Linked DNA regions of Homo sapiens: region 1 is linked to region 2. The links are chromatin contacts, found by Hi-C or POLR2A ChIA-PET in ENCODE. All regions are on one chromosome and are shown on one strand. The core of a region is the stretch at or near the end of the contact, and the rest is flanking DNA. Distances in the headings are between cores, read along the strand shown.

What was found. Hi-C counts contacts between places; a loop is a spot of excess contacts on that map. ChIA-PET counts read pairs that join two places held with the same protein, here RNA polymerase II (POLR2A). Pooled maps may share reads with other maps.
Region 1: POLR2A ChIA-PET joins it to region 2 with 11 read pairs in activated B cell. The contact joins two enhancer-like sites. A Hi-C loop is called at or near these places in 3 of 168 maps with a recorded cell type or tissue (GM13976, GM18951 and mammary epithelial cell), 1 of 37 single-sample maps with no recorded cell type and 1 of 50 pooled maps. POLR2A ChIA-PET finds 5 or more read pairs at or near these places in 5 of 52 experiments (GM10248, WTC11, activated B cell and 2 more).

Annotation. Positions count from the first base shown.
Region 1 is chr17:20,298,841-20,303,008 of GRCh38, reverse strand. The region is part of intron 13 of SPECC1 (sperm antigen with calponin homology and coiled-coil domains 1); the gene reads right to left. Among named protein-coding and RNA genes, the nearest start is that of FAM106B, 120 kb to the left of the region's middle. Within about 2 kb of position 2,193, at least 6 of the 41 ENCODE cell types and tissues checked have a DNase peak (open chromatin) inside an H3K27ac peak, as active enhancers do.
Region 2 is chr17:20,102,321-20,106,461 of GRCh38, reverse strand. The region is part of intron 2 of SPECC1 (sperm antigen with calponin homology and coiled-coil domains 1); the gene reads right to left. Among named protein-coding and RNA genes, the nearest start is that of SPECC1, 95 kb to the right of the region's middle. RefSeq lists silencers at 708-757, 632-926. Within about 2 kb of position 2,861, at least 5 of the 41 ENCODE cell types and tissues checked have a DNase peak (open chromatin) inside an H3K27ac peak, as active enhancers do.

The sequences.
Region 1 (4,168 bases), core at 944-3,443, 200 kb before region 2:
GTATTGATTACTAGTAAGGTCTAACGAGAAAGCATTTTTAAACTCAACGTTTTATGCAAAAACCTTCTAGTTTGATTCTAATGAAACCACTTGTTTTCTTTCCTCTTTTTTTTTTTTTTTTTTTTTTTTTAGATGGGCTCACTACTGCAGCCTCAAAATCCTGGGCTCAAGGGATCCCCCAGCCTCAGGCTCTGGAGTAGCTGGGATTACAGGCATGTTGCCACAACGCCTGGCACCGCTGTGTTTTCACAGTGTGCTGCATGCTGTTTCTTCTATGTTCAGTATCTGTTGTGAAAACACAAGCGGAGCAAGACGTGGTGGCAACATGCCTGTAATCCCAGCTACTCTGAAGCCTGAGGTGGGAGGATCCCTTGATGAAAAACTGTCTCAAAATACCCTGAAATAGTATACAGGGTGACATAGAATACAGAGAGGGGGTGGTTTTTTATTCACAACAGTAACTTTTATTCATTTTTGCAGCAGCAGAACATCTGTGACCAAGTGTTATTATCCCAATGCTCTTTCATTTGATCACTGTCACCACCACTGTGCAGAGGCCACCTGGGAGGCAGAAGCCACAGACAAGCAGCAGCTCCGAAGGGCCTCACTTCCCCCACGGGCTGTAAGCTTCAGATGCAGCTCAGCCCACAGGAGCCGGGCAGGGTGACGCCATCACTGCTTCAGTCTGCCCTGGTCGGGGGATGATGGTGCAGGCCTGGGACCTTCCAGTTCCAGGACAGCCTAAGTGCCCAACCTGTGGCAAAACTCTTAGTCACCAGCAGGGATTGAGGGGTTGGGCCCGTTGGGCCTCACACTCAAAACCGACGGGAGAAAGATGCCAATCCTAGAGTTCCCCCTCTCAGGGTCACACTTCATTCATTTCAGATACTGACATAAGCAAGGTCCAGTCCACTACCTGAGTCCGTCTGGACTAAGCAGAGAGTTGCAAAGGCGGACAAGTGAATGCCCTATCTTTTTACTGAAAACAATAAAAACAAAAATGGCTGGGCACAGTGATTCACCACTGTAATCCCAGAACTATTGGGAGGCCCAAGCGGGTGGATCACCTAAAGTCAGGAGTTTGAGACCAGCCTGACCAACATGATGAAACCCCATCTCTACTAAAAATATAAAAACTAGCCAGGTGTAGTGCCGTGTGCCTGTAGTCACAGCTACTCGAGAGGTTGAGGCAGGAGAATCGCTTGGACTTGGGAGGCGGAGGTTGCAGTGAGCTGAGATGGTACCACTGCGCTCCAGCCTGGGTGACAGAGTGAGACTCTGTCTCAAAACAGCAACAACAACAACAAAATGACAAAATCTTTCATGGACTGTAAATCGCACCCTGTGATCATATATCTCTTTACTATCATAGAAGACATGCTTGTTAGTTTTTATCAGAAATTCTCTACTTAATACCAATGTCAGACATAGTTTAATTGCTTCCATCCAGGTGGGGACACCTCATAATTTCTATACATTCTGGGCTATCAACAACTCTATCACATACTTTTTAGATTTTGATTTTAATAGTTTTACAAACATTAAAGGCTTCTCTTGGTGCCCTTTCTGATGTAAGTGTAAATTAAAAAAAAAAAAAAATGCCCTGGCACTGAGCACATAGGGGAACACGGCTCCAGGCTGGGGCTGGACACATGTGCCTCTCATCCTGATGACCCAAGGTATGTGCTGTATTCACATCCACTTGCTCCCTGTGAATCCCAGCTTCTAACACACTTTTAGGAAATCTTTCCTGCTCTTTCCCCTCTCTGCTCTAGTAAGATTCCCCCCGTGTGCTCAGTTTTATATGGTACGAGTCTGCCTGTTGGGATACGTTACTTTGAAAACCCACACCCGTAACTGTGATAGATATGGCCTCTCTCACCAAAAAGAACGCCAGCATCCCCCAGGGCAAGCCACACACCAAGAAGTGGCGAAATGTCACTGCAGCCACTGTGGCTCCTCCAGAGTGTGGCCAGGATGGGGCATTTAGGAAACAGGAGGCTGGTTGTTCCTTCAGAGAGTGGCAAACGGGCTGTAATTAGCAAATAAAATCCTAGGCTCTGGGACACAACCCAATTCAAGATTACTGTGAGGCCAAACAGATCCTAAAATGAAAAATTCCAGACATCCAGGGCTGACTCAGACTCTCATCACAGACCCACAGTCTTCCACACGCTGCCTTACACACTCCCTGGTGGTCGGGTGATTGGTCTGGGGAAGAAATTCAACCCTGCATGTAGGGAGCAGGGGCCTATACCATGGCCTCAGCCTGCCCCCACTGCATGCTGCCACGGCTGCGGGAGGCCTGGGCAGCTGGCGGAGCCTCTGCGCTCAGAATCGCAGAGACTAGGGCCAGACACAGGGGCTCTGGCCCAGGAGGCAAGGCTCACAATTTGGAGCCTGAGAACAAACACTTTTAGGTCCATAATTTTCCAATACAGCCATGCTGATTCAAGGACAAAGCAGCCAGTCTGTCTGGATGACTGCAGGGAGTGACGCACACACACTGTCAGGAGGACGTAGGTGTGTGCATGTGTGGGCTTCACCCAGCACAGTGTTAGAAAGGCCTTCTGACTATTTTCAGTGCTTTTATGCCCACTATTTCCTCAGTTATCTCTCCAACATCGTATCAGAAAAGCAGACACTAAGACATCAAGAGGGCAGGGAGGGAATAAATGCATAGATGACACCTGTGACCCGTGAGGCCGCTGAAGCCTGTGGCCCCAGCTCAGGCCACCTCTCTGGCTGCTCCTTCCTGGTCCCCTTTGCTGTGTCCTCCTCCTCTACCTCCACAACAAACACTGGGGTTCCCAGGTGTGTTCCTCGGTCCTCCCTCTGTATGCTTCCCTAAGACCAAGGGACTGGGTGCTCTCCTCCACTCTTAATGGCTTTAAATTCCATTTGTGCCCATGCTGTCCAACATGGCAGCCACACATGATGTGGTTATTTAACATGAAAATTGAAATTAAAAATTCAGTCTTCAGTCACATCTGCCACATTTCAAGTGCTCAAAAGCAGGTGTGGTTGGTGGTTGCCCTGTGGGCAGTGCAGATACACAACATTCCCATCATCCCAGGAACCTGCATTAGACAGCATGGATCTCTTCATGGACGACCCCCAGATCTGTGTTTCAAGCTCTGCTCTCCCATCCAGCTCCGGATTTGCTGTGCAATCGCCTGCCTGCCATCACCACCTGCATATTTCACAGCCCCTCAGACTTCACATGATTTAAATACAATCTTTCCCCCAGAATGTTTAATAATCCTGTACAGCCTGCTTCACAAACAAAGCACCCCACAGAAAAGTAATTTAAATATTTTAATACATTCTGTGATGGTTAATTGCATGTGTTAACTTGGATAGGCATGGCACCCAGATACTTGGCCAAATATTATTCTAGATGTTTCTGTGAAGGTTTTTTTTCTTTTCTTTTTTTTTTTTTTTTTTTTTTTTGAGACAGGGTCTCTGTCACCCAGGCTGGAGAGCAGTGGTACAATCATGGCTTGCTACAGCCTCAAACTCCCAGAGTCAAGTGATTCTCCCACCTCAGCCTCCTGAGTAGCTGGGATCTCAGATGTGCGCCACCAAGCTCAGCTAATTGAAAAAAAATTTTTTTTGTAGAAATGGAGGTCTGCCTATGTTGCCTAGGCTGGTCTTAAACTCCTGGGCTCAAGTGATCCTCCTGTCTCAGCCGCCCAAAGTGCTGGGATTACAAGTATGAGCCCCCACACATGGCCCAAGTTTAACATTTAAAGCAGGAGACTTTCGGCAAAGCAAATGACCCCAGTTAGTGTGGGTGGGCCTCATCTAATCAGGTGAAGGCCTTAAAAGAAAAGGCTAACCTCACTGAAGAAGAGGGAATTCCACCAGCAAATGGCCTTCACATTGGGACTGTAGTATCAGCTCTTCCCTGAGTCTCCAGCCTGCTGGCTTACCCTGCAGATGCTGGACTTGCTAGCTTCTATAATCTCGAGCTAGTTCCTTAGAATAAATCTCTCTCCCCAGCCCCCACCTCTCTCTCTCTCTCTCTCTACATACACACACACACACACACACACACTCTCTCTCTCTCTCTCTCTCTCTCTCTTTTGGTTCTGCTTTTTTGGAGAATTCTAACACCTTAAAAATTAAATTACTTTGCTCAGTTTTTGTCATTGCTATGATCCTT
Region 2 (4,141 bases), core at 1,612-4,111:
ATGACACTTGAGTTAATCCAGAAGTTACACTACTACCCTTCTTAGAGAACTCTGTAATGGTCTTTCCACTTCCCATCTCAGAGTAAAAAGCATCCCTTCACTCAAGCTCTCCAACCTCTCAAACCATCCATCAGGTCACCTGTATAATACATGTTTAATATTAAATGACCATAGTCTATAATGTTGGCAGCTTTTTCTCAATAGAGAAAAACTATTACTCACTCTTCCAAGAAGCACACTCAGGTGCCTCCCTGGTCCCCAAATGAAAATCAATTCTGGTTTGAAACTTTGAAAACTCCCTAGATGACTTCTCAAATGAAAAAGGGAAATCACAGTGGTTAAGGGAATTCTTAACGCAATAACGCAAGCCATACACGGTGGATTCTGCTTTTCCCCTATCTGATTCTCTGACATTTCTAAAATCTGCAAGTCTGACTCAAAGTACAGAATTTTCAAACTCTACAGCAAAGGCCAAGAGAGGAAGGGCTCTCTGAAACCCAGAATAAACCAGGAAATCCAACAAATGAGAGCACTCCTACTGGGAACAGAAGTGAAACCCCCTCGGAGATCCCACCACAGCCTCCATCCCCAGCCACCACCCCAGAGCAGCAGAGGTAGAGCTTGCCCTGCCCCCTTCCATAAGGGGTTGGTTCCTGGGACTCAAGGTCTTGGTGAGATGACAGCTGGAGGCAACACAAGACAGCAGTGCGCAAGCAGTGGGAGTTTTGCCTTTGAGGCACTGCAAGAGGACCTGGCATGGTAACATAGGTGGCGCCAGTCATGATAAGAACAGGGGTGAAGCAGTAGCAGTGACCGGGGGGAAAGCACAGGTAGCTGCAGCACCATGCTCAGGGCTGGGGGGTCTCTGGTGAGGAGTCAGCAGTAAGTGCTGCATCGCAGGGTTTGTTTTTGTTTTCAAGGGTGGGGAGGGAGTGGGACATGCAAAAGAAGACTTGGGATCTGGGATCTCTATATAGGAGGTTCCCTGCAATCACACAGGAAGGAGGCAGCCCAGGGAGTGGTGAAGGGAGCAGCGCTCCTTCTTCCTACCTATATGACCCAGGTACTGATGCTGCAGTTCCTCAATTCTAAAATGGAGAAAACATTTGAAGGCCAAGGCAAGACAATCACTTGAGGTCAGGAGTCCAAGACCAGCCTGAGCAACATAGTAAGACTCCATTTCTACAAATAATCTTTTTTAAAAATTAGTGGGGTGTGGCACTGCGTGCCTGTAGTCCTAGCTACTCAGGAGGCTGAGGCGGGAGGATCGCTGGAGTTCGAGGCTGCAGGGAGCCATGATTGCACCACTGCACTCCAGTATGGGCAACAGAGCAAAACCCTGTCTCCCGCCCCCCCACCGAAAAAAAAAAGAGAAAGCAGTTGGCGTATCTCTAGAGTTGTGCCCTTAGTTAAAAATTTAAAGCATTTTATTAAGAACATAAATGTTGGAGGCTCTCATCATCTTCAACATCATCATTGCAGCTGTTTTCCTAGTGGCTCTCCATGGTGGTTCTCCAGGCTGGCAGCAACAGAAGCATCTTTAGATTTACAAACAAAATCTAAATCCTCCTTTGGAAGGAGGGCATGAAGTACCATGCTGTATTAGGAATCGGGCAACCTGTGAGCCATGGAGCCCTGGAAAGGTTTGGATCTGGTAGCTCAGTCTCCTCACCTCCAAAAGAGAATTTTTTTTTCTTTTTTTTTTTTTTTTTTTTTTTTTTGAGACAGTCTCACTCTTTCACCCAAGCTGGAGTGCAGTGGCACAATCTCGGCTCACTGCAACCTCCGCCTCCCAGATTTGAACGATTCTCCTGTCTCAGCCTCCCAAGAAGCTGGGATTACAGGCACGTGCCCCCACACCCAGCTAATTTTTGTATTTTTAGTAGAGACGGGATTTCACCATGTTGGCCAGGCTGGTCTCAAACTCCTGACCTCAGGTGATCCACCTGCCTCGGCCTCCCAAAGTGGCGGGATTACAGGCATGAGCCACCGTGCCTGGCCAACAAAAGAGAATTTGAATCACCTAAGATCCTTCTCCCTGTTTATGTCCTCATTGCTATGAGACTGCATATGCTTATTAGGCTTAAAGAGTTTATTGATCAGTGTCACTGCATTTTGTGCACATGTACTCAGAGCACAAACAGCAGAGAATACAAAAATACCCCACACTGTCTGGGCTGATTAGCTGAAGAAGGAATGTGCTGATGCCTTCACGATCCTGCACTGACTGTACTCATCACGCCTTCTGTTTAGTACACATAGTGGCTGCTTTTTCACCCTCCTTACATCAGAAAAACTGCACCATTAAGGGCCCAGGGTAAATGTCAAATATCGTACTAACCAACTGATTGTAACCTCCACTTCAAACATGCTGATTTTTGTCCACTGATCCTAAAACAGACTTTATATTCATTCCACAAACATAGAAATGCCACCACTCATAGCCTAGGGCCTGGATGCAGCAACATTTCACACGGAAAAGAATGTGAACAATGGGTCCTGAGCAGAGGGTGGGGCTCCCTTTCTCGTCCCCCTTCTCCTCTCCCCTTCTCCTCCAGCCAGCTCACCCACAGTAAAAGAGCCCTTAGAATATGGGAACACCTAGTATGTTAGCTGTAAAGGCTGAAGGGGATTCCAGCCATCCAACAGCCTTTCAGTGAATCCTGCAGTGAGATAAAGTCCAGATTTCAGTGCCAGGAGGAAGTGGACGGGGGATGCGGACGTCCTGGGGAGAGAGGGGGGCACTCCTCCTGGGATGCCATGCTCCTAGGGAGACTGCAGCAGCCCTCCACATGTATGTGGGAGAGGGAAGGGAAGATCGGCAGGAGAAACAGCTCCAAACCCCTCCCTCCCTTCTTGTCACTTTGCCAGGGCTGCTTCTGTCGGGCTTGTGGCTTCTCCATTCCTGTCCCTCCCATTCTGAACACTGTAATTCAGCTAAGCTTTACCAAAAACCCACTAGAGGCTGGACGTACATCTTTAGCCTACGTCCACTTAGAAGATCTGTATGCTGTGCATATGGCATGAATGTCAAAGTGAATCAGGAGGCCCTGCCGATCAGAGTTAACCACCTAAAGAGGAGGTTCCCATATAACCACACAGAACACACTGAGGACAGCACTAAGCTGCAGAGAAACGAATGTGGAGAAAGCCCAGGAGGGGCTGGGGGAGTCCCAAGACCTCACAGAAGAGGCCATGATTCAGTTTTTCTCAGGCAGAGAGGGCAGGGAGGCATTCTGGAGGGGTGGGTGTCTTCCACAGCAACACCAGGCTGAAGACCAACAGGAGCCAGGAGGTCCCCATCCCACGTCACAGGGGTTGGGAAAAAAGCTATGTCACGTGGCAGCACAGTTTAGTGGCCAAGGGCTGAAAATACAGACCACCTGGGTCTGAATCCTGGCTCTGCCAGTGCTTAGCTGTGTGACCTTGGGCAAATCACGTCCTCTCTGTGCTTTGGTTTCTTCACCTAAAAAGTAAGTATGATCATGGTACCCACTTCAGAGTGTTGCTCTGAGGATTAAACAAGTTAGCCATGCAGTGTGCTTAGGATAACAGTGTCTGACACAGTATGCATTGAACAGACACCAACTATAACGATAACAAATGAAAATCATCATTATTGTTTTTACTATTGTTATCCTGTAAAAACTAAATTCAAATTAAGGCAAGGAGGAGGAGGGAGGAGGGGAGTGTTTTTAGGAAAAATGAACGCAATGCAACGGGGATTCCAGAGAGTACAATAGAACATCAAGCAAGTCATCAACCTCTCTGAACCTCAGGCTCTTCTTCGGTAAATCCATCCAAGAACAATATTCAGTAAAAATGCATAGTGTGCCTGCCTGTGATGCACCAGGCACAGCTAGAGATAACACACATCAGCTATTGTGTTCCATTTTGTGAGCCAGCCACACTCAGCTGACTCTGTCTCCTCTTGGACTAGGGGATTTTATGCTGCACTGTGGGTAGATGTGGTCCTGTCCTTCCCAGACAACAGGATAAGTATGATGTGCTGCAGGCCAGTGCTGTGCCACCTCCCTCCCATAGGGCATGGAGTTTGGGTAGCAGCAAAGCTTTCAAGGGGAGCACTTCATTTCCCCTGCACCTTCCACGAGGAATTCCATTTGAAAAAGACTGGTAGCTT